Regions from separate parts of the Homo sapiens genome. Here region 1 is linked to region 2. Evidence: read pairs that join two places in POLR2A ChIA-PET (ENCODE). Cell type or tissue: MCF 10A. All regions are shown on one strand.

Region 1 (8,000 bases), 82 kb after region 2:
TCTTAACAAGTAACATAATTATATTTGAGAAAATTTGTAAAATAAATGCATGAAAAAGATCCCATATTCTTATCCTTAGTGAACCCAGCCAGTTAACTATTTAAGTGCACTTTCAGCCCTTTTTTTCCTCACAACCATATTAGTTATCAACATTCAGGATACACGCAAATTTTAAGTTGCTCATTTTATTTAATAATCTTCTCATGTTCTTACATTGCCATCATTTTAACGACTTAAAAAACAGGCATGAGTTTATTAAAGCATTAGTTTTATTATTCATTCTCTTAATGTTGAATGCTAAAGCTGCTTGCAATTTTGTATTATAAACAATACTATGAACGTCTTCATGCTTTTAGTAATTAAAAATCATAGATTAAATTATATGTTAGAATACTAAATTGGTAGGTACAAGCTCAGAGCCATTAACTGGTAGTCTTTGAAAAAAATCATGGCATTGCCAAGACATTAGAGATAGGCAGTTGAGGCCGGGCACGGTGGCTCATACCTGTAATCCCAGCACTTTGGGAGGCCGAGGCGGGCAGATCACAAGGTCAGGAGATCGAGACCATCCTGGCTAAAACGGTGAAACCCCGTCTCTACTAAAAATACAAAAAGTTAGCTGGGCGGGGTGGCGGGTGCCTGTAGTCCCAGCTACTCCGGAGGCTGAAGCAGGAGAATGGCGTGAACCTGGGAGGCGGAACTTCCAGTGAGCCGAGACCCCGCCACTGCACTCCAGCCTGGGAGACAGAGTGAGATTCCGTCTCAAAAAAAAAAAAAAAAAAAGACCAGCCTGGCCAACATGGTGAAACCCCAACTCTACTAAAAATACAAAAATCAGCTGGACATGGTGGCAGGTGCCTGTGATCCCAGCTACTCAGGAGGCTGAGGCAGGCATGGGGATTACAGGTGCCCACCACCACTACGCCCCAGCTAATCTTTGTATTTTTAGTAGGGACAGGGATTCGCCATATTGGCCAGGGTGGTCTCCTGACCTCAGGTGATCCACCCTCCTCAACCTCCCAGTGCTGGGATTACAGACTTGAGCCATGGCACCCTACCAGGAAACCAATTTTAATTACGTATGTAATTAACAGTAGTCCCACAAAATATGAGACTCACTGAAGAGTGAGATATTGAAGCTTATACAGCATCTGAAGCTATGGAAGGAATAGAAGCTTGGGGCTTTTTTTTTTTTTTTTTTGAGAGAGAGTCTCGCTCTGTCGCCCAGGCTGGAGTGCAGTGGCAAGATCTCGGCTCATGAACTCTGCCTCCCGGGTTCATGCCATTCTCCTGCCTCAGCCTCCCGAGTAGCTGGGACTACGGGCACCCACCACCACGCCCAGCTAAGTTTTTGTATTTTTAGTAGAGACAGGGTTTCACCGTGTTAGCCAGGATGGTCTCGATCTCCTGACCTCGTGATCCGCCCGCCTCGGCCTCTCAAAGTGCTGGGATTACAGGCATGAGCCACCGTGCCTGGCCAAAATAGTAATCTCTATTTTTTTATTTTTTTTAATCAATGTTGACCAGGTTGGCCTCGAATGTGTAGCCTCGCCTCCCCGAGTGCCAGGGCAACCGGCCTGAGCCACCGAGACTCCCAGAAGCTTGGGGCTTTTAAGGGTTGGTGTCTACACAAGTTATACAAAATGGAGTGAGAGGAGGAAATACATGATGAATAAAGATAGTCTTGTTATGCAGACTAAAGTCTCTCAGGTAATAACAGTTGTCTGCAGCAGCCCTTTCCCTGATACAGGTAACTTTTACTAAAGTAGATCTCCTTTATAGATGGGTAAATTTCTTTTACAAAAGGGCAGCTTTTCAAAATTACTCCTGTGTCTGCAGATTCTCAGAATAACTAGCTCAAAACATGGCAAAAAAAGATATTTTGGGGATGGTATATTCTGGTCTCTTACCAGAATATTTTGGGTGGGGTATCTTGAGCCAACAATGGATAATCAGTATAATGAAAATTTTTAAAAAACAAATTGACCAAGTAAGAGCAAAATATATTCATTGAGAGTAATTTGCATTTCTTTTTTTTTTTTTTTTTTTTTTTTGAGACAGAGTCTTGCTCTGTCTCCCAGGCTGGAGTGCAATCTTGTGATCTTGGCTCACTGAAACCTCTGCCTCTTGGTTCAAAAGATTCTCCTGCCTCAGCCTCCCGAGTAGCTGGGATTACAGGTGTGCGCCACCACGCCTGTCTAACTTTTCTATTTTTAGTAGAGATGGGGTTTCGCCATGTTGGCCAGGCTGGTCTCCAACTACCTCAGGTTATCTGCCCACCTCGACCTCCCAAAGTGCTGGGATTACAGGCATTAGCCACTGTACCCAGCCTGCATTTTAATAAAAACAAAAGTTATTAGGTTAATAAGATTTGAAACTAAGCTTTAAGGAACTTGACTTAAACAAAACTTTTATCAAGACAACCTACAATAGGTAAGTCAATGAAATACAGGCTGGATGATAATTACATATCTGCAGTGGGTTAAAGAGTACTGATTAATAGGCCAGGCACAGTGGCTCACAGCTGTAATCCCAGCACTTTGGGAAGTTGAGGTAGGCAGATCACTTGAGGTTGGGAGTTTGAGACCAGCCTTACCAACATGGTAAAACCCTGTCTCTACTAAAAATACAACAATTAAAAGAGAATAATAATAATAATAATAATAATAATAAAATTAGCCGGGTGTGGTAGCGCATGCCTGTAGTCCCAGCTACTTGGGAGGCTGAGGCAGGAATCGCTTGAACCCAGGAGGCAAAGGCTGCAGTGAGCTGAGATTACGCCACTGCACTCTGGCCTGGGCGACAGACGAGACTCCATCTCCAAAAAAATCAAAAGCAAGCAAACAAACAAACAAACAAAAAAAAGAGTACTGATTAGTAGTACTGTTGCCGAGCGTGTGATCCCAGCACCTTTAGGAGGCCGAAGTCGGGAGTTCAAGACCAGCCTGACCAACATGGAGAAATCCTGTCTCTACTAAAAATACAAAATTAGTCAGGCATGGTGACACATGCCTGTAATCCCAGCTACTTGGGAAGCTGAGGCAGGAGAATCGCTGGAACCCAGGAGGCAGAGGTTGCGGTGAGCTGATATTGTGCCATTGCACTCCAGCCTGGACAACAAGAGCAAAACTCCCATCTCAAAAAAAAAAAAAAAAAATAGTACTGTTATTAACCTGTGATATGTTATTCATTCATTTCTGGTCTTATATACTCATTATCGCTTGAAAGCTATCTCTATTTTCAAATTAACAAATGACAGAATGGCTGGCTACGCACGGTAGCTCACGCCTGTAATCCCAACACTTTGGGAGGCCGAGGCAGCTGGATCACCTGAGGTCAAGAGTTTTAGACTAGCCTGGCCAACATGGTGAAACCTCATCTCTACTAAAAATACAAAAAATTCTCCGGTGTGTTGGCGGGCGCCTGTAATCCCAGCTACTCAGGAGGCTGAGGCAGGAGAATCGCTTGAACCCACGAGGCAGAGGTTGCAGTGAGCTAAGACGGTGCCATTGCACTCCAGCCTGGGCAAAAGAGCAAAAACGTGGTCTCGAAACAAACAAAACAAATTACATAGTGATTTAAAAATATGTCTTATGATAAAAACAATCATGACCTAGATTTTAAAATGATCAAGAAAATCTGGAATTGTATCCATTGAAACAGAAAAAAAATTTTAAAAAGCTAAAATAAGGATTAACCTTAAATTTTAATAATGAAAAAATTTACCTACATTTAGGTTTAAAAACTCAAACTACTCAAGTAGAATGTACAGAAGCACTAGCTTCCTTGAAATGCATGTGAAAGAGGCCAAGGGCCAGGGGCTCACACCATAATCTCAGCACTTTGGTAGGGAGGCAAAGGTGGGAGGATTGCTTTGAGACAGTGAGACCATCTCTACAACAAAAAAAAATTTTTAAATTAGCTGGGCATGGTGGCATGTGGCTGTAGTCCCAGCTACAAAGGAGGAGCACTTGAGCCCACGAAGTTAAGACTGTAGTGAGCCATGTTTGTGCCACTGTACTACAGTCTAGATGACAAAGCAAGACCCTGCCTCTAAATTAATTAATTAATTTATGTGAAAGAATCCTGAAGGGTTTGAAGACACTAAACCAATACATATTACATATACATTTTTAAATGGGAGTGGGGGGAATCAAAACTTGAATAGGCTGGACACGGTGGCTCACGCCTGTTTTCCCAGCACTTTGGGAGGCCGAAGTGGGTGATCACCTCAGGTCAGGAGCTCAAGACCAGCCTGGCCAACATGGTGAAACCCTGTCTCTACTAAAAATACAAAAACTACCTGGAGTGTGGTGGCACACACCTGTAGTCCCAGCTACTCAGGAGGCTGAGACAGGAGAATCACTTGAACCCGGGAGGCAGAGGTTGCAGTGAGCCGAGGTCATGCCACTGCACTCAAGTCTGGGTGACAGGGCGAGACTTCATATCAATTTAAAAAAAAATTACAGAATAATAAGATCATTTGAAGGAATGCTAAATGTTTTGCCTGGGGAAGAGAAGAGGGGCAAATAATAAATATGTACGATTATTTAAAAAGTTAGTGTAGGCCACACGCGGTTGCTCACGCCTGTAATCCCAGCACTCTGGGAGACTGCGGTGGACGGATCACAAGGTCAAGAGATTGAGACCATCCTGGCCAACATGGTGAAACCCGGTCTCTACTAAAAATACAAAAAAATTAGCTGGGTGTGGTGGAACGCACCTGTAGTCCCAGTTACTCGGGAGGCTGAGGCAGGAGAATAGCTTGAACCCAGGAAGCGGAGGTTGCAGTGGGGCGAGATGGCATCACTGCACTCCAGCCTGGGCGACAAGAGTGAAACTCCATTTCAAAAAAAAAAGATTCTGAATGAAAATTTGTCAAGTCGTCACTATAAGGAATATATTTCTGCCTCTGCCTGGGGATGGTTTATAAAATATTAAAGATTCTTTTCAATTCTAAGATTTTAATATTATCTTGTTCAATCTACTTAGTGTTTAAGAGCAAAGTACAGATAAATGTGATAAACCAAACTCTTCATAAACACTGCTACCACTTGTGTATATATAAAGAAGCATAAAATAAGTACTCCTGAATGTTTCATGTATTATTCACATGAACTGGCAGAATTAAAGGTAAAAAGTAACATCTCCCATTTTAAACTTCATAAAGTAAACCAAGTAGGCTGTCCCGCTTGACAGAAATAAAACGACACAAGATGCTTGTGTGGCATGGGATCCATGGGATCCTTTACCTCTTTTTCTTTTTTTTTTTTTGAGACGGAGTCTTGCTGTGTCGCCCAGGATGGAGTGCAGTGGTGCGATGGGATTTCACCGTGTTAGCCAGCATGGTCTTGATCTCCTGACCTCGTGATTCACCGCCTCCGCCTTCCAAAGTGCTGGGATTACAGGCGTGAGCCACCACACCCGGCCTTTTTTTTTTTTTTTTTGAGATGGAGTCTCGCTCGCTCTGTCGCCCACGCTGAAGTGCAGTGGCACGATCTCGGCTCACTGCAACCTCTGCTTCCCAGGTTCAAGCAATTCTCCCGCCTCAGCCTCCCTAGTAGCTGAGATTACAGGCACACGCCACCATGCCCGGCTAATTTTTCTGTTTTTTTTTTTTGTTTGTTTTTTGTTTTTTTAGTAGAGATGGGGTTTCACCATGTCGGCCAGACTGGTTTTGAACTCCTGACCTTGTGATCTGCCCGTCTCGGCCTCCCAAAGTGCTATGATTACAGGCGTGAGCCACTGCGCCTGGCCTTTTTTTTTTTTTTTTTTTTTTTTTTTTTTGAGACGGAGTCTCACTCTGTGGCCCAGGCTGGAGTGTAGTGGTATGATCTCGGCTCACTGCGACCTCTGCCTCCCGGGTTCAAGCGGTTATCCTGCCTCAGCCTCCAGAGTAGCATGGACAATAGGTGCATGCCACCACACTTGGCTAACTTTTTGTATTTTTAGTAGACATGGAGTTTCACCATGTTAGCCAGGATGGTCTCGATCTCCTGACCTCGTGATCTACCACCTCGGCCTTCCAAAGTGCTGGGATTACAGGCATGAGCCACCATGCCCAGCCAATCCTTTACCTCTTGAGGATAAAAATTAAATATAATTCTGTGGGAATAAGAAATATTATACCATTAAATCAACTCAACCATAAAAGCAATGCTTGTGTTAAAATGTTAATACTCATAAAAATCACAGGAGAAACTGAGGTTAACCTAAAATAAAATGTCCTCAATCTTGAGTCCTGTCAAGCACACCATCCTCAAGGAGTAGGACATATACGTTTGCATATGACTGATTTCCTGACCTTTTTTGGTCAAAAGCTAGTAATATGCCTCTTCCAGTTTTTCCTAATCGTTTCATTGTTTGTCCTCTTAGAAACTTGAATAAGACACCTTTTTTGCACTGGTTTTGTTCATTTCCATCTGGCAAACATCTGTTTCTTGTGCAGTATAAGTCAACAAGGCTCTACAATTATTTCCCCATTACCTCCTTGTTTGTTAAAACTGATGATGTCAGCAACAATCTGGAAGCCAAATTTTTCAATGGACAAATGAGATACACAATTTCCATTAAGTATATGATACGATGCAGTATCTATTTTTGCATATTTAGAAGATTAACATTTAGGTGACAATGATCACCTATGTTAAGTAGTATTTAGATTCAAAACATGGTAAAGTAATAACAAAGTAATCCAAGTTTCTACCATATTTCTTTAAGTATTGGTAACTTATGCCGATATTTTGACAGCAGTGAAATATCAAAGTACTGATATGCAACACAGAAAGACTATACTGAAAGAGAGACCTTTTTCACACAATTAAAGATTGGCACTGAAGTGTTTTCTTTCAATTACAAATTACGATTCATTTAAAAGTTCTTCCCTTTCTAGCATGTTAAGGGGTAACAAAGTTATATTTTTAAAATGTACAGGGAAAACAAATATACTAATCTCCTCTCAGGTCAATAAAATTTCGATAACATTTCTTCTTTAAAAGACCTTCCCCACTAAAACTCTAGGTTTTCTTTTTTTGAGACAGAGTCTTGCTCTATCGCCCAGGCTGGAGTGCAGTGGCGCGATCTCGGCTCACTGCAACCGCCGCCTCCCGGGTTCAAGTGATTCTCCTGCCTCAGCCTCCCAAGTAGCTGGGACTACAGGCGCGTGCCACCACGCCTGACTAATTCTTTGTATTTTTAGTAGAGACAGGGTTTTACCGTGTTAGCCAAGATGGCCTCGGTCTCCTGACCTTGTGATCTGCCTGCCTGGGCCTCCCAAAGTTGCTGGGATTACAGATGTGAGCCACAGCGCCCAGCCCTCTAGGTTTTCTTAATTCAGGTCAGTTTCACTGAAGTCCTGTCCCTCTAAAGGAATAAGACAAGAGTCCCAGATCTAACTGGGAAAGAAAAAAGTTAAGGCCCACTAATGATGTCCAAAAGCCTTACAAGTTCATCCCTGTGGAGACAGGAAAATTTCATAGACTCTTCATAAATAATAAAGATTTCTTCCAGAGTTGCAGTTTCCTACAAAGTTTCAGATAGCCTATAAGCAGTCTGAGCAAATAAACTTCTTTGTAGCAGTGTTTTATAGCTTTGGTAACAATTGCCTTTTCTTTGGGGATCTGAAAGCTTCCCTGTATTAGCAACCTGACCACCTGCTTTCTGAGCCTTTTTTTTTTTTTTTTTGAGACCAAGTCTTGCCCTGTTACCCAGGCTGGAGTGCAATGGCATGATCTTGGCTCACTGTGACCTCCGCTTCCCAAGTTTGAACGATTCTCCTGCCTCAGCCTCCCAAGTAGCTGGGATTACAGGCGCCCGCCACCACACCCAGCTAATTTTTTTTATTTTCAGTAGAGATGGGGTTTCACCATGTTGGTCAGGCTGGTCTTGACTCCTGACCTCAAGTGATGCACCCACCTCGGCCTCCCGAAGGGCTGGGATTACAGGCGTGAGCCACTGCACCTGGCCTTTCTGAGCTTTTTAATAGAACCATTCTTCTTCAT
Region 2 (8,000 bases):
GGATTTAATACCATATTTTTCCCTAAGAGTGTGCATGGCATCTAGAAGATCTGTCAAAACTACAAAATAAAATGGTAGTTAATAAAAAGATTACCACTAGTTGTTAATGCTGTAAAATTTTTTTCTTACAATATTTTGTATTATAATTGGGAATAACGGAGGTTTTCTTGTGCCCTTTAAATTTCTTCCATTTTTCTCCATTCTCTTCCATCTATTACAGTTTTGATTATTCAACCAAATTTATGTTTTTTTTGTTTTTTTGTTTTTTTTTGAGACGGAGTCTTGCTCTGTCACCCAGGCTGGAGTGCAGTGGCGCCATCTGGGCTCACTGCAAGCTCCGCCCCCCAGGTTCATGCCATTCTCCTGCCTCAGCCTCCCAAGTAGCTGGGACTACAGGCACCTGCCACCACGCCCGGCTAATTTTTTGTATTTTTAGTAGAAACGGGGTTTCACTGTGTTAGCCAGGATGGTCTCGATCTCCTGACCTCGTGATCCGCCGGCCTTGGCCTCCCAAAATGCTGGGATTACAGGCGTGAGCCACTGCGCCCAGCCAAATTTATGTTCTCTATTCTTTTCTCTCTTTATTAAAAATTAGATATGCTCAAAAATTATAAGAAGCTTTCATTAAAAATCCAATAGGCCTTTTCATTACACTCCAGCTTTCCACTTCTAATGGTGAACTTTCTTCATCACTGAGGCTTGGACTTATCTTCTGAGCTTTATTACATAGAGGATTTCCAATAACTGAGCAAGACAATTCAAAACTAGTTAAATCTCTCTCCACCCTGTTATATTTCTAGATACTCCTTTAAGTGTTTCCTTAATCTGGAGCAACCAAGAGCAGTTATATTACATGAAGAAGATATACTTACCAGAACCAGGTATAATTTGGGTTGGCATTAAATGTTTGTGATCATGAGGCTGTCCCTTCACACACTTCATCCAAGCATATAGTTCTTTATCTGTAAGATAATAAAACTTGTATATCACACTCATGGTTTCATAATTATAAATTGATAGTGTAAAGAACTTAACGATTATATAAAATGTTTCATAGTTGGCTAGAGTCACAGCCAAAGAGAAAAAGAAAAAAATAAAAATAATGAAATAAAATGTCAATGATATGCTTTAGATGTTTGGTTCTGAAACAAGTCAGGAAAAACAGTTCCACCATTTCCTGATTTTATAAAAACACTGACACAAAATGGATATAATGATAGCCTTTCTAAAAATTACCAGTCATTATTATTAGTGACCTCTATCTTTGTAGCTAATCTTCTATCTCTTAGCTGTTTTCTGTGCCAAACAGAATTTATGCCTGATCCTAGTACATCAGACTGACACAGTTTGAGATGACTGTTAATTCATTTTCCTCTTATGCTTCAAAGACATGTAGAGAAACATGAGACATGTGAAAAAGCTGGTACCATACAGTTACTATTAACTGCTATTGCTGACTTCAAATAAGGTTTCATCCCTGAAGTTGTAAAGAATTAAGGCATAGCATAGGGCATAACATAAAGAATAAAAGCATTTGATACCTTGATCTCAAGAACCTTCTCTACAAATTTAGTGACACAGACAGCTACTTACGACGTGGCTACAAGAGTTTCAGTGTCACAAAGTTCAATAAATTCAGCATAAAAAAATCTAGAACTAGACCAGGCACAGTGGCTCACACCTGTAATCCCAGCATTTTGGGAGGCCAAGGCAGCGGATCACTTGAGGTCAGGACTTCAAGACCAGCCTGGCCAACATGGTGAAACCCCATTTTTACTAAAAATAAAAATTTAGCCAGGTGTGGTGACACATGCCTGTAGTCCCAGCTACTTGGGAGGCTGAGGCAGGAGAATCACTTGAACTCCAGGAGGTGCAGGTTGCAGCAAGCCGAGATCGCGCCATTGCACTCCAGCCTGGGTGATAGAGCAAGACACCATCTCAAAAAAAAAAAAAAAAATCTAGAACTATTGTTTCATAAAAATATACATTAAATAAAATTCAAACCCAGTCTAAAACTAGTTACCTTTAAAAGCTTTGACTTTCCTCTGCAAAACCTACACGGTAACTTGCAAATATTTCATATATTGCTTATATTTTAGACACTTATGTGGATTACCACTCCATGAAGCTATATATTAAACCTACTCAATCTGAGTTTTATTATAATATTTAACAGTAAAATAGATATATAGATAGTATGGACAATAACCCAAGGCATAAGTTACACTTAAAAGAATGATACAGTGGCCAGGCATGGTGGCTCACGCTTGTAATCCCAGCACTTTGGGAGGCTGAGGTGGGCCGATCACGAGGTCAGGAGATCGAGACCACGGTGAAAACCCGTCCCTACTAAAAATACAAAAAAATTAGCTGGGCTTGGTGGCAGGCGCCTGTAGTCCCAGCTACTCGGAGAGACTAGGCAGGAGAATGGTGTGAACCCAGGAGATGGAGGTTGCAGTGAGCCGAGATTGCGCCACTGCACTCCAGCCTGGGCAACAGAGTGAGACTCTGTCTCAAAAAAAGAAAAAAGAATGATACGGTAACAAGACTATACTTTCAAAATTAATACTACTATGAAAATCAGCAGGCTGGGCGTGGTGGCTCATGCCTGTAATCCCAGCATTTTGGGAGGCTGAGGTCAGGAGTTTGAGACCAGCCTGGCCAACTTGGTAAAACCGTGTCTCTGCTAAAAATACAAAATTAGGCATGGTGGCACATGCCTGTAATCCCAGCTACTCGGGAGGCTGAGGCAGGAGAATTACTTGAATCCAGGAGGCCAAGATTGCGCCACTGCACTCCAGCCTGGGCAACAAGAGTGAAACTCCGTCTCAACAACAACATCCAAAAAAAAAAGAAAAAGAAAAAGAGAAAGAAAATCATCAACAATACAACAATTTACTTTTAATATAAATATTCTTTATCTTATTCAAAAAAAGCATTTATGGTAGCTTACATCAAATTTTATAACAATTGAAAATATCAAAATACATGTATTGTGGTTTCACATTTTACTCATATTAACATATTTATTGCATATCCCAGAAACACTTAGCTGTAGATGTTCAGCTATGCTTCCACATTTGCTCAGGTTTCTTTGGTAAGAAAGGGTAAGAGACTTTGGTTAATCCTATCAGTAGAAGATACTGATGGTTAAATCATGGTTCATCTACCTGATACACTACTCTGAAAAAAGAGCGGCCTGAAATGAAAATGACACTCATTACTTTGAGACAGACAATCTATACTAAGTACTTCTAATGTTTCCACAATATTAATCCTCTTATTTCATCAGAACTCTACTCCTAACAAAAAATTCAATACCAGCTTTAGGTAGTCACTTCCAAAATTGCCTTGGATAATCTTTCTAAAACACTTTTGATTCATTTAATTACTTCCTTTCTGAGACAGGGTATCACTGTGTCACCCAGGCTGGAGTGCAATGGGGCAATCACAGTTCACTGCAGCCTCCATCTCCTGGGTTCAGGTGATCCTCCCACCTCAGCCTCCCAGGTAATTGGGACTACAGGAACACACCACCATGCGCAGCTCATTTTTTGTATTTTTTTTTTGTAGAGATGGGGGTTTTGCCATGTTGCCCAGGCTGGTCTTGAACACCTGGGTTCAAGCAATCTTTGGAAGCCAGCCTTGGCCTCCCAAAGTGCTGAGATTACAGGCATGAGCCACAGTGCCCGGCCCACACACTGGAATCTTAAAGCAACAAGGCCTAACCTAAATTTGGGCTACATTAAGGAACTATCTGACTGAAATGAGAAGATGGATATACTCATGAGGCTGATGGGTGTAGATGCAATTTAATTCTAGAAAATATAGCCGTTAATAAACTGTGGTTACTTCTCCTCTTAAAAACAAACTGAAAAAAAATACTTAATACATTAATAAGGAAAGTAGGAATAAAAAAACACATCTCATGTTCTAGAAGAGTGATCCTAAAGAAAAATTATAAAAAACTTCAATTTATATAAACTTATACACCAACCTCTAGAACTCTTCCTTTCCTTTGCCTTGTAACAATCTAAGCAGACCACAAATCCACATTTTTGGCAGACCCAGTGAATGTTAAACAATGTTGCTTCACATGCATCACACATCTCCCGGACTCCTCTCACTGCTCTTTTCCAGGCAATTTTGGCTGAAATACAGAAAAAACAAAAATTTTAAAGGCAAACATGCTCTTTTCCAAGGCAATTTTGGCTGAAATACAGAAGAAATAAAAATGTAAAGGCAAACCAAGAACTTTCAAGGCTATATTAACTGAAGACCAATAGCTTTCTTGAAGTAATTTGTAATTCTCTTTAGAAGACCCATAAATGATCATTAAGTGAAAAATAAAAATGCCGTACATCTAAGCAGGGTTTCTCAACTCTGGTACTTTTGACATTTTAGGTTGAATAATTCTTTGTTGGGAGGGATTACTCTGTGCATTGCAGACTGTTCAGAGGCATCTGTAGCCTCTACCTATCAGATGTTGGCAACATATCCTTAACTCCCTCAGTTATGCAACCAAAGATGTCTCCAGTCATTGCTAAGTGTCCCCTGAGGGGCAAACCAGTGATTTCAAGGAAGGGAAGGAAAAGAAGCTAATATTTAGAGCATCTACTATGTTAGGAACTATTAAGTACTTAAGTAAACATAATTAACATAACTACTTTCTAAACAAATTAATGAGATAGTTATCTTTCCTATTTTCCAGACCTGCCTGATATCCAGAGAGGTTATTTGCCAAAGGTAACAGTTAGGGAGTAAAGCTGAGATTCCAATACAAATAATTGGGGTAGATTATGTCTTTATAAGCCAAATGCTGAAATTTCACAATTTCTAAAGTGGGTTTAACACATTAACTTAATGTTGTAATGGCAGAAACAGCAAAATGCTATTGTGATTTCACAAATGGTTAATTGACTCAATTCACCCTCTATAGGAAAGTATCTGTAACCTTAAATACATACTGTAAAAAGGTATCATTATCATAATTAAAAATCAAGGTTAGATAAGATTAGGGACTTCTTTCACAAACATAATTCAAAGAGAAATTCTTAAAATGAAATTTGTGCAGTTCATGTTATATTTAACTTCCTTACCATCCTTTTTCACCCAGGACAAAGCTGTTTTTTCAGATGTTACTAATTGACAGAACTTATCACCTATTATATCCAAGATATATTTAGAAGTCTCTATATCTAGTTCATCATCTTCAAAATTTTCATGTGTCCACAAACTCATAGCTTCATCATCATATTGGTCAGGAGAAGAGAAACCATCTATTCTAACTACTCCGTTTTTACTAAATGACAACCTGAAATATTAAAACATAAAAGTATTAGGTACCCACATATTAAAACATAAGTCCAGTCTTTAAAATTGTAAATTTATAATTATGTTTACATTGCATTATAAAATATGAATTACATTAAAAACAGGAAAACAGGTTAATTCTTCACACACTAATTATTGAATTAATTTAAATAACTCAGGTGTTATGCAAATGGCAATAAGTAGTAGTAATTTTAGGTTATTTCAAGAAATAAGATCACTTATACTTACTTAACTCCAATAAAATGAAAACTGTTTAAGTGTTTGATGAATGACAAGAGTAAAAATGTGGGCCCAATGTTGCCCAGAGCAATGCTGTTATTTTATACATAATCTAAATCGGAATCACCAAAGCTGAAATGGCCTTAAGACTTTCACCAGGAGGACTTTAAAAATGCCAACTATACATATATTTTCATTAATTAGACTGACACATTGCTGAAGTGATTTAAGAGAACAAGGATGAAAATTCTTAATAGTTTTATAGGAACCCCATTAATGTGCTTACTTGCTCTTAGCTTCTGATATCCAAATAACTACTCTATTCAGAGAAGTTTATGGTAAACGGAAGGCAAAATTGCCATTCTCTTACTGGCTGGTGGTTATTCCTCAATTATATTGTACTTCACTCTCTTTACTCTCAAATAGCTGATGTCTAAGATACAAGTCATACTGTATTTTTCATATGAACAGCAACATTTCTTTTATCCCTACTTTTCATACCTTTATTATTCTTTCCAAAGCTTCCTTCTTTTTAAACCAAATTTCTCCTTTTTGTCATAACCCAGCATCTTATTTTGGTTTTATGTTATAATCTTTGCCTGAACATTTCTTTCCTTCAGACTTTTCCTAGATTTTCTTATGCCTCAAACCTACTTTCCTTTTGATTCCTTTTTTCATCTCTTCTGCACTTCCATGGGTACTACCTCTTATAATTATTCCCTGAAATTGTCTTGTCTTTTAGGGATTGTTGGCTACAAAGTGAGGAAGAAAGAGAACCTGGTTCATTCTTATCAACACGTATTTTTGGAGGTCTATACTGGGCTACCAGCATAGAGTATTCAGCAGAGTAAAGTGTCTCAATTTCTTAGGAAGATAATTACAGCTAACAATAGAGCATTTCATATGCGCATGGGACTACACTTAAGGACTTGGCATACTTATCTCATTTAACCTTCATTAAACCTCTCTTAGGTAGGTACTAACATTTACATTTTGCAGCTGAGACAGGCTTAGTTGTCCTACCACAGTTAATAAACTCACACAGGAACTAAGAGACAGAGATGGAATTCACAACTAGAAATGACTGATTCTGGAGTGTGACATGTTAATTAGTCTTTACTGTCTGGGTTATCCAGCTATTCTTTAGTTGAACTCTTGCAAGTCTACCTTTAAGTTTTTAATTTTAAAATATTATTTGGTAATATTCATATTAAGTTAGTATATAGGTTAACAACTGTTAAGAAAAAAATCATTTTCTCATTAAGAATAAATCTCTCAGAACAGAAAGGTCATATGGAACATGAGTAATAATGTATGTATTTAGTCTTATAGTTAGAAATTGTTAAAATTTAGCACGAAAACATTTAATAACTCTTTTATAATGTTTCCAAAACATGGAGACTCAAAGACTTACTCCCCCATCCAAAAGGGACACTCAGAATAACACTATATAATTTCCAATATCAAATCAATAAATTACTTTTTTCCCAATCTCATATTTTCACTTACCGTCTAAAGTAGTAAAATCTACAAAATACTGGTGAGTGAGCTGGTTCTTCTCCTTTTTTACTGCGAATAAGTCTACATTCTCGACACTTTTGTAAATTAGGCCCTATCTCACAGCAGGAGTCATCCTGTAAAAAGGATTCCCCAGTTTGCTTCAGCTTCTTGACTTTACGCCAATCTTTCAATACTGAACGAGGAATGCCAGCTGTAAAATCAGTAGGAAAGTTTTAGCAAGATTATGCTTTGTAAAAAGTTAAACTCCTTGAGATGAAATTCAAGTCAGTTATACAATTGTGATGATACGGTAAGACTTTAGTAAAGAAGCAAAGACATTAAGAGCTCTAGGTACTGATTAATGACTAAAAAGTGCAGCAGCGTTTCTATTTACTTACTAACCAATTCTATTAACCAAATGAACCACTCTTATGTCAGTGTACTGAAAATGCAGAACTAAATTTTCCAGCTGACTGAACTCTTTAAATATCATTCATGTATGTATAATAGCAAACATAAGAATCATTCATATTCTGTGTATATCAATAACTGAAAATACAGTCCTTCTATACCAAAAGTTGGTTTACATAGGAGAAAGCTCTTTCAAGATCCACAGCAAGAACGTAAAGATTAAAGGTTTATATAGTTAGAAACTACAGGTTAGTTTCAACGTATTTCTATTGAAATACATAATCTGATTTTCCAAGGTAAGTGTGGCTCATTAAGACAAGTGGTAATTTTATAAAACCTGTATTTGGGAGAAGAGGTGCTTAGCTATTTCTCCTAACATCTTTCCTTTATTATAATACCCTGCATTTGATATCAACATACTGATGGTGGCAGTATCTTTTAGAAAAATAAAAGGGTTTGAAGAAAGTAAAAGGAAAAAAAAATTAACTTGGCTATCTTTATTGATGAATTAAAATAGCCATCAAAAAAGTAAAAAG

Evidence for each region. Peaks named below come from ENCODE experiments on the same cell type or tissue, not always from the same donor. Only the 100,000 strongest peaks of a DNase experiment are listed, where the experiment ranks them.
Region 1: POLR2A ChIA-PET joins it to region 2 with 5 read pairs; 7 of 35 experiments call an interaction of 5 or more read pairs at or near these places.

Annotation. Positions count from the first base shown.
Region 1 is chr10:63,275,702-63,283,701 of GRCh38, forward strand. The region is part of intron 2 of JMJD1C (jumonji domain containing 1C); the gene reads right to left. Among named protein-coding and RNA genes, the nearest start is that of MIR1296, 93 kb to the right of the region's middle. In MCF 10A, no CTCF peak of the experiment used is centred here; no DNase peak of the experiment used is centred here.
Region 2 is chr10:63,193,414-63,201,413 of GRCh38, forward strand. JMJD1C (jumonji domain containing 1C) reads right to left here. Exons shown (of 26, transcript NM_032776.3): 11 at 7,063-7,264; 12 at 5,100-5,314; 13 at 3,998-4,150; 14 at 873-962; 15 at 1-59. Among named protein-coding and RNA genes, the nearest start is that of NRBF2, 64 kb to the left of the region's middle. RefSeq lists an enhancer at 6,191-6,727. In MCF 10A, no CTCF peak of the experiment used is centred here; a DNase peak (open chromatin) is centred at 4,098.